Linked DNA regions of Homo sapiens: region 1 is linked to region 2. Evidence: chromatin loops called from intact Hi-C (ENCODE). Cell type or tissue: GM12878. All regions are shown on one strand. Region 1 overlaps AUTS2 (activator of transcription and developmental regulator AUTS2). Region 2 overlaps AUTS2 (activator of transcription and developmental regulator AUTS2).

Region 1 (5,000 bases), 970 kb before region 2:
GGAATTTTAAAAATTGTGATTATTTCTTTGTAATCTGATTTGTGCTATTTGCCCTGATTATCAGAGTGTTGTTTGAGATTAAAGTGGTCTAGCTTGGGTTCAGTTTGCACCAGGAGTTTTGAATTAACTAGGCTCCATCTGAATGTGGAAGATTTTCGTCGTGAGGATGCAATGGAATCGTAAGTGTAAAGGGCCTAGTATAGTGGGTAGTAATTTATTTTACTCCTTTTTTTCCACTTTAAATGAAGAGTGGCTAAACTTCAACTTTTGGGACATTGGTCTCTACCTGCACCTCCAGAATGTAACCTCTTGGGGAAGATATTTGGAGACCTGGGGACTTTTGCAGGTGGGTAGTATTACGCAGAGCCCAGATACCCCTGCCTTCTTGTCTGGAAATCAGTGATTCTCAAACTGCTTTGTGCTTGAGTATTACCTGGGGGGACATGTTCCGTTTTCAGCTCCCCAAGCCATAGAGTTAAGATTCAATAGACTTGAGGAGCTGCTCTCAGTCCAGGATTATGTGCAGATCCCGAATCTGATCTTGGGCTGCTGTGCTTTTCCAGTGCCCACTCAGTATTTCTGGGGCTGCAAGGAAGGCAGTGGTTCCCCTTCACAGGTACGTGAAGCTCTTAACTCCATTTTTGTCCTTTTAAATTCACATTAAAGAGAGTTTTAGATATGCAGGAAAATGAGAAGGGAAATTGACCTTGCCTGTCTCTGGGTCTTGTGAATAGAAAGGAAGAGCCTGCGCTTGGAGGCCACTGGGAATTTGTGGTGTTCCAGAAGACCTCTGCTCTCATGTGGGCTCTTGGCAGCCTCACTGAGAGCCACAATGGGCTTCCTTATTTAAGATGCTCTTAAATTTTCTTTTCTAACACTATAAGGTTATGTCTTCACCAGTTTCTCAGATTTTAAAAAAAGAAACAGGGAGGTAAAACAAATCCCAAAACATTTTTTTTCCTTCTTGTAAAGGTTACAAACATAAATCATATTTGAGAACAATGAATGGACCTTATTTTTTATCTTCAGAATGCTGGGCCTCTGGCATCTTAGAAAGTCTCTTTACTTTCGAAAGGAAGGAGACTTGTATAGTGAGAGCATCACACTCTGGGGATCAGGTAACTTGGCTATGCTACTGGGCACCTGGGACTTCTTGGTCAGAACAAGTCTCCACTGTGAGCTTTTTTTTTTAATCCATGAAATGTGGGGGTCCTGAAGCTATCAAAGCGTTAATGTTTTATGATTCTAGTGATGGGCTTCTGTCTGCGTGACAGGCATTTTCCAGACTTTGTTGATCTATTTCGAGCTTGTGAGGAATAGCATGTACCACCCTTCATTACCTCACTCATGGTTCCTCTTCATCAGTGCTTTATAAACTGTAGTGTGTTTGTGCTGGGAGGAACGTAAGAGAACATGTGGATCACCCCTTTACTCATTTTACACATGAGAAAGATGATACCCCAAGTGATTTTCTCTAAGGTTGGGACATGACTGGGGCTCTCCTTGCGATTTGCCTTTCCCTTCAGTGCGTTCGGTAAACGTTGCATTACCCCCTCTTCAGGGTATTATTCTTTCAGTTCCATATGCCTTTCCTTTCCCCTGGGATGCTGGAGTATTCAGTTTTATTTCTAGGCAAAAGTACTCCTAACTGTGGCCCCTAATTTTTTTTTGTTATGTATCTTTTCTAGAAAGAGAATTTGATTATGCATTGTCCATATGTTTACATACTGTACTCATAAATGAAGTTATAAAATATATGTAAGTTAAAAATGTGGAGAAAAGGGAAGTCTTGTGCACCATTAGTGGGGATATAAATTATTATTGGTATTACGGAAATTAGTACGGAAGTTGCCCGAACAATTAAAAATAGCTGGGTGTGGTGACTCACTCCTGTAATCCTTGCACTTTGGAAGGCCAAGGTGGGAGGACTGCTTGTGGCCAGAAGTTTGAGATCAGCCTGGACAACATAGTGGGATCCTATCTCTACAAAAAATTAAAATTTTAGCTGGGTGTGATGGTGCACGCCTGTAGTCCCAGCTACTTGGGAGGCTGAGGTGGTTGGACTGCTTGAGCTCAGGAGTTCGAGGCTGCAGTGAGCTTTAATGGCACCACTGCATTCCAGCCTGGGCAACAGAGCGAAACCTAGTCTAAAAAAAAAAAAGTGTGTATATAAGTACACACATACACACCCCTCAATAAGGCTAGAGAGAAAAAAATTATATGTAAGTATGGTATTTTTTTTTTCCTCAATCACAGTGGATCAGTTTATGCCTTCCCTGGATCCAGGGTGAACTTGTTTTGAGGACCACTGATCCAGAAAGTGGTGGAGTTAAGTCTGTACCACCAGCTTTAGAATCTCCTGTGGCACTTATTAAAAATACGAATTTTGGTATCTCAACCCAGATTCACTGAATGAGAATGCCTCCTGGTGGAACCTGGGAGTCTACGTTGTCTTCATTTTTATGTTTTTACCAATAGACATGGGGTCTGTTGCCCAGGCTGGTTTTGAACTCCTCAGCTCAGAGTCCTCCCACCTCTACCTTCTGAGTATCTGGGACCACAGTCACAATGCCCAGCAAAGTCTCCATTTTAAACCAGAGGCAAGTCTCCAGGTGCCTCTGAGGTCCAGCGAGTTTGGGGAACCGGTATTTTAGACAGGCAGGGAAGTGTCATTCATGGGTTCATGAGCATGGGACTTCTTACACTGACATCTCAGAAATTGCTCAGCTGTTACTGTTAAATCTACAGTGATACAGTTAGCACTCTGGAAAATCAGATGGGCAGTTTTCATTTGAGTTACATATGAGGGACTATAACCTGCATAATCATACATGGAATTTCTTAAAACTCCTTGGCATTCTCTATGTGGTTTTTTGATTTGTAAATCCAAATATTTGCTATTGTGCCTCAGTCTTTTTTTCCTCATTAGAAATCTAAGCTCTCCCCGCCCCCTCCTGGTGCTGTTCCTTGAGGGGCTGTGTTTTTATTTCTGAGCTTTTCCCATTTGTGTGTGTTCCTTTTGTCTGGAGTATGCCCAACCCCCTCACCTTTTTACCTGGGCAGTTCCTACTATCTAAAAAATTCCCTATAAATGACATTATTTTTCATTCTTAAAATCTAAAGATAATGAAGAACTAGCTGATAATCAGCATTTACCAAAATAGATTTAAGGGTTATTATTTGTAATAACTCATGTGTCAGTAACCTTATGTATGTAAGGATAGATCAGTATCTTGGTTATTAAGCATATACTCTCTGAAACATTCGAATCAAACCAGTGTAAGTCAGATAAATATGTAACAGGAAATTTGTTTCTGACTATTCACTCCAGGTCAATGTATTCCCAGCTGCCTTGTGGGTATCAGGGTTATCTGTTCCAGGATCAGCTTTAGGAAAGCCCCTACTCAAATCTCCATGTAGCAAGAGTGCAGGCTAGTTGAGAACATGTGATAATTAAGGTTAAACAAAAAAATCAAGGCAGAATGACTAGAAATTAGGACAGCAGGGAAAGCAGGGGAAGCGGTTGAGCTGGTAGAAATGGGTAATACCTATGATTATTTCTGGGATCAACAGATACATCCCTGTTGTAGAAGTCCAAAGCAGTCCTTCTTTTTGGTGTCTTTTCCTGCCTTTGGTATGATAAGCCCCCCTAACATCTGGCACACTATTGGGGTGACATTGTGAAGTTACCTCTGCCCACAGTACTTACTCCAGTTTGATATTTTTAAGAAATGCTCACTTTCCACTAGCCATAGTTTATTGGCTTTCAGAAAGTGTCTGGCAGTGAGTATGCCAAAGGTCAAGAATTCTGGCAGAGTTTGATTTATCTCTGCTCCCTTGATAGCAGCTAGCCTTGGAGGCATAGAAGCTCTTGACAAGTACTATGAGTCAGAAGGCCACATGTGACTAGGTCCCTGCCCACCTCTCCAGGGTCAAATAGATCTTGCCTTTTTCCCCAGCCCCTCCCTGCACTGTTCCTGAAGAGGGCTGTGTTTTTCTTTCCAAGCCCTCCCATTTATTTACATTCCTTCTATCTGGAGTACTTCTTACCCCCTCACCTTTTTACCTGGCTAATTCTTATATATCTTTTAGATAATTCTACATAAATAACACTTCTTTCACCTTTCCTAAACTAGAATAGGTATTCCTGCTGTATGCTTCTATGGTCCCCTCATTTCCCCTAGAATAACTTACTACAGTTTTTCGTTCATACTTACTGTTATCCCCCTGGACTGTCTGTTCTGCTAGGATAAGGATTCTTGCTCACCATTTCCTCATTGCTAGGCATAAGGTATGGGACATAGCAGGTTATCAATAAACATTTTTTGACTGAATAAAAGCATAATAAAACAATATGTTAATTAATGGGGTGACTGGCAGGGATCTAGTTGCCAATTTCAGCATTGGTAATTAACATGGCTAGATTTAGCTGCTAGGTTCTATGAGAAAGAATGATTAAAAATAAACAGAAAGGAGATGGAAGTTGATACGATTAAAAACATTTTATGTGCCTGCTGATGGACCTAAAACTGGGCAAACCTTTCTGCAAATAAAGCTCTACCTTGATGGTCTTATTGATATACCATATATACATATATATGTATGTATATAAATAAGATATACCTATATATAAAATATTTATACCTATATATGGTATATAAATGAATATAAATATAAGATATATAGGTATATATATGTGGTGTATATATACATAAATATGTTTGTGTATGTATAATAAAAGACATTACTCTCCATTGAAGTGTTTACTACATTATGTACTATCTTAAAACAAAACTTCCCACAGGTGTCAGTACAAACATGCATTTGTTCATTTATTCATTCATTCAACAGTTTTGTTGATTGTTTGATATATGTCAGGCACTTTTCTAGGTGCTCAAGACACAACAGTGAACAAAACAGACAACAATCTCTCTGACTCAATGGAACATGCATTTTAGTGGAAGGGAATGTCAATAAAGAAACGTCTAATATCTAGAGTA
Region 2 (5,000 bases):
AATGTCAAGTGTGTCCCTTTGGTCAAAATGGAAAGTGGGGAGGAAGGGAAGGCCAAGAAAAAACATCCGTGTGATGTTAAATAATGTTTGACTCATTTCAATAGAAAACACTTCTCTTTTGTATGTTCAACAAATGTATTTGTTTTAAAAGGGAAAAATCAACTTGTCAACTATTGTTTCTTAATTGTGATGCCATAAAAGACTTTCTGGAGATTAAGGAAAACATTCATTTTCAGAATGTAGTCTAGGCTGCTGTTTTTTCTCATACAGAGACAGAGTCTCGCTACGTTGCCCAGGGTGCTCTTGAACTCCTGGGCTCAAGCGATCCTTCTACCTCAGCCTCCCGAGTAGCTTGGACTGTAGTACACACCACCACACCTGGCTAATTTTTTTTTTTGTAGAGTCAGGGTCTTGCTATGTTGCCCAGGCTGGTCTCGAACTCCTGGGCTCAAGCAATCCTTCCAACTCGGCCTCTCAAAGTGTTGAGATTACAGGTGTGAGCCCCTATGCCTGGCGCTAGGCTACTTTCTTGAATGCAGTCTCCTCTGGCCAGTTGGCCTTTCTCTCCCTTCCCACACCCCCAGGGTCATTGCTCCCCATGGTCAAAGGCTGTTCCTGCATCTTTCTCTGTCCACCATTGACCCCATTTGCTGTGGGCGCATACCCCCGCAGGTGGTGGAGACAAGGACCCAAGCCAGGAGGGTTGGTGCCAGGTCCTGTTGCTGGAGTTGTGTGATAGCCTTGGAGTTTCCTTTCCCTCCTTATGCCACACTCGCATGTCATTGCCTGTGGTTTTGTCTTTGCTCTCTCCCATGCAGATCCGGAGTTAGGTGTTGGCACGCTACCAGAACATGACAGCCAGGATGCAGGGCCGATTGTCCCCAAGATATCGGGTCTAGAGAGAAGCCAGGAGAAGAGCCAGGACTGTTGCAAAGAGCCAATCTTTGAGCCTGTGGTGCTTAAAGACCCCTGCCCTCAGGTCGCACAGCCAATACCCCAGCCGCAGACGGAGCCCCAACTCCGAGCTCCTTCTCCGGACCCTGACTTGGTGCAGCGCACAGAGGCCCCACCTCAACCCCCACCTCTGAGTACACAGCCACCACAGGGCCCTCCTGAGGCCCAGCTCCAGCCTGCCCCGCAGCCTCAGGTGCAGAGGCCACCCAGGCCACAGTCCCCCACCCAGCTGCTCCATCAGAACCTCCCACCTGTGCAGGCCCACCCCTCTGCTCAGAGCCTCTCCCAGCCATTGTCAGCCTACAACAGCAGTAGCTTAAGCCTCAACAGTTTAAGGTGAGTGGCCTGCTCTTCTTTGGCCTGACTTTTGCCCTCTCCCTGGGGATCAGGTGGGTGGGAGTCGGGGAGGGATCCCTAGGGAGACTGAGGTTTCCTTGTTGGAAACATCATCCTTTTCTCTGAGACTAGAGACAGGGAATGGGGCTGTTGGGTGAGACTCGGGTCTCTTGGGAAAGGACAGGTTGGGATGGGTGGGTGGTGAGGACATTGTAAAGAAGTAAAATATTTATGGGCACTCGAGAGTGGAGGCGGAAGGAGAGGAAGGCTTGGAAAGCCCTGGGCCAGGGAGACCCAGCAGCAGTGGGAGGCAGGGAGTCGAAGCCTGGGGCATATCAGAGGCCATGCAGTGTGAGCAGATCCTTTCAAGAGAGGCTCTCTGCCTCTGATGGAAGAAGTGTTAAAGAAAACTCGTCTCCCTGCAGCTCCAAAGGCAGGAAGATTGGGACCTGATGAGTATTCCAGCTTAAGGATTTTTTTTTTCATTCTGATTTACTTCCTCCTATGTGGGTCAGAGAAGTAGGGAAGAAACAAAACAAGCTGCATTTAGAGAAAGTGAGAAATTTCTTTATGGAAATCCAGGCTCTCTCCTCTGTCTTGTTTTTGCCAAGTTACAAAGAAGCGTCTAAAAAGCAGCACAGAGGAACACAGCAAAGAAAAGAGAGGCAGAAACCCAGTGTGCAGCGCCAAGTAGAGCCGAGCCCTGGTGCCCCGGGGGCTATAATTCTAACCCGGCACAGCTCCTGAGGCTGTGTGTCTTTGTTACTGTTTTTCTTTTGAAAACCTGGTGGCTTTGGTGGTTCCGGGCCTTGCTTTTTCCTAAGAGGGGAAAGCACAGTCTTTGGGGGGCAGGTTTCCTCCTTCCCCAAGGAGCCGGGCCCGGCTTCTGCCCCCTCGGCCGTTTCTGTGGCCTCCAGACCATAAAGTGATGTGAGAACCCAGGCACCTGGGTTTCACCTCTTCTTTGTGTGTCTTCATTTAAGAGGTAACAAGACAGATGGGGGGAACTCAGATCATCGCTTTTTTTATTCCTTTTTGTTAACCGTTGCTTTATAGGAGATGTAGCTAGTGGAGGATGGAAGGCTGGGGATTTTCTAGGGGCATTGATGAGAATCTGGCCACAGGAGCGAGAGAGGCCCTGAGGTTTAGGCAGAATGAGCTGTCTCGACACCAAGATGCCCCACAGCCCTGAAGCAGCAGTTTCGGTTTGCTCTGTCTGCAGTAGCGATGGGAAAGTTTGCAGGAGTTGTGATTTCAGAAAGTGTGCTCGTACAGGGAGGATCTGTAAAGAGGAAGGGGCAAGAGAGACTGTGGTGAGGGTTTAGGGGAAGGAGGTAGGATTCTTTTAAAGAGAATACATTGCTTACCTTTTTTTATTTTTTTCTTTTCTTTTTTTTCTTGTTCCGATAGCAGCAGCAGAAGCAGCACTCCAGCGAAGACTCAGCCCGCCCCACCTCACATCTCCCACCACCCCTCTGCCTCCCCGTTCCCCCTCTCCCTGCCCAACCACAGCCCCCTGCACAGCTTCACACCCACCCTCCAGCCCCCCGCACACTCACATCACCCCAATATGTTTGCCCCTCCCACTGCTCTGCCTCCTCCACCACCACTGACATCAGGAAGTCTGCAGGTGGCCGGACACCCGGCCGGGAGCACTTACTCAGGTAGGACGGAGGGGCCTGTGCTCGTGACCCCGACCCCCACCGCCCCTCGCTGTGACCTCACCCTACCTATGTTGTCCCGATTGCAAGGTTGCATTTGCCTACAATTTTTTCCTTCCTTACTGTGATCTTCCTCAAACGCTCTCTGGCCTGAGGTCCAGCAAAAATACCTGTCAGCACCCATACTAAGCTAGCTCAGCCCCTGTGAATCAGACACTGCCCGAAGAGAGTGGGTTTGTTTGGAGTTAGGAGGCATTTCCAGCTAAATTCAGCCACTGAGTGGTCAGACCCAGGTAGTGTGTCCCGTGTCGTCTGGGCTCCCCTGAGGGCGATGGAAGCGTCCCCAAGCCCATGTCTGTCTCGCTCCAGGATCTTAGATTGTGTCCTGGTTTAAGGGGTTTCTTTTCATTGGGCAGGGCAGGGCCTTCTCCTGTCTCCTTGGGAGGAGATGACACACTCTTTGTGACAATATATCCCAGAATTTTAAGGGCAGATCTCATGTTAGACACAGGGTCCTTGTCTCCTCACCTGTGTTAATCAGGTCAAGCGTCCCAGTTTTGGTCCAGTGTAGCCATGTTATGCCGCCAATACAGAGAGCCATATAGCAGTAATTGACACTTGAAGAGGACATGCGAGCCCTGCCGTGTGAACAGCTGACATTTATTAGTGTGCTATCACTGTTCCCAAGCACTTAAACGTGCAAATTGCTTTAACCCTCAAAAATCAAACCCATGAGTTAGGCAATATTATTGTCCCCCTCTTGGAGATGGGAAAACTGGCCCTCAGATGGGTTATTTGCCATGCCCAGGGTCACTCAGCCAGTGGTGACAGCTGGAAATCGGACTTTGGCATTTGGCCTGGAGTTTGTTCCCCAGATTGATAGACTGCCTGTCCCTGAAAGCTGGGAGACCAGCTAGAGAACAGGGAGACAGGGTGCGACCGGGCCTTGGTCTCGTCTGCTTCATTGATTGCCCCCGTTTATCTCAGGGCCCAGCCACACCCTGTCACCCCTGCCACTGTGTCACCAGCCCCGTACCCCTCCACAGGAAGGCAGTCCGATGTCCTTTTCTGAAGGAAAAGGCGTCATCGTCTCCCTCTTCTTCTCTTCCAGAGCAAGACATCTTGCGACAGGAACTGAACACTCGTTTTTTGGCCTCTCAGAGTGCTGACCGCGGGGCTTCCCTGGGCCCTCCGCCCTACCTGCGGACCGAGTTCCATCAGCACCAGCACCAGCACCAGCACACCCACCAGCACACGCACCAGCACACCTTCACGCCGTTCCCCCACGCCATCCCACCCACCGCCATCATGCCGACGCCAGCACCTCCCATGGTGCGTACCCCAGGCAGAAATGTGAGGATAAGTAGAGCACGACTCTTTTCTTTATGCAGCACGTGGGACCGGGCTGGGCAGCGGGGCCACCAGAGATCGAATGGGGACTGACGGCTGTTGGCTGGAGAGAAGGGAATGTGTCCTAGTGCCCTGCCTCAGGCAGCTCTGACTTCAGGGGCCTAAAGTAGGAACTTCTTTCTAGGCAGTTGTATCCAGCACTGCGGGCGGAAATGATTCCATCTGCCCTCAAAACAGTCATGTCCAGTGTTGATGGCTAACTTCTTAAAGGGTTGTTTAGTTTTCTTGAACTTCCCGGGGGACTGTCACCAGGCAGAAAATGCACCTGCTTGTGCTTTGCATCAAGTGCTAGCACATACATTCTTGCAGGGTAATGGGGGTGAAGAAGAGAGAAGAGAAGGGAGAGAGACCTCTGCCAGGAGGCTGGGACTGCATTGGGTGCCACCTGTGCATTCCGATGGCTTCCCTAAACCCACTTTGTTGGAGGTGTTATATTTCTTGTGTTTCATAAGACAGTCCCTAATCTGGTATTGTGCTCTGTCAGCCAGTGTTCAGGGATCCCCGCAGGGACAGAACGCTCTGCCTTGGGGCAAGAGGAACCACTGGCCATGACATGGTCTTGCTTTAACTGGGGGCTAGCACATGTCCAGAACCAGTGAGGAATTTTTTTTTAAGTTAATAACGATAATTCATAGTGCC

What was found. Hi-C counts contacts between places; a loop is a spot of excess contacts. Peaks named below come from ENCODE experiments on the same cell type or tissue, not always from the same donor. Only the 100,000 strongest peaks of a DNase experiment are listed, where the experiment ranks them.
Region 1: a loop joins it to region 2, with 3 times the contacts of the local background. A loop is called at or near these places in 2 of 110 quality-filtered maps.

What each region holds. Positions count from the first base shown.
Region 1 is chr7:69,796,841-69,801,840 of GRCh38, forward strand. All of the region lies in intron 1 of AUTS2 (activator of transcription and developmental regulator AUTS2), which reads left to right. Among named protein-coding and RNA genes, the nearest start is that of AUTS2, 200 kb to the left of the region's middle. In GM12878, a CTCF peak has its summit at 2,416 (motif pointing left); no DNase peak of the experiment used is centred here.
Region 2 is chr7:70,762,052-70,767,051 of GRCh38, forward strand. AUTS2 (activator of transcription and developmental regulator AUTS2) reads left to right here. Exons shown (of 19, transcript NM_015570.4): 7 at 819-1,290; 8 at 2,701-2,954; 9 at 4,063-4,283. Among named protein-coding and RNA genes, the nearest start is that of GALNT17, 370 kb to the right of the region's middle. RefSeq lists enhancers at 235-946, 1,989-2,358 and a silencer at 2,599-2,648. In GM12878, no CTCF peak of the experiment used is centred here; DNase peaks (open chromatin) are centred at 1,908 and 2,440; H3K4me3 peaks cover 3,030 bases; H3K27ac peaks cover 4,007 bases.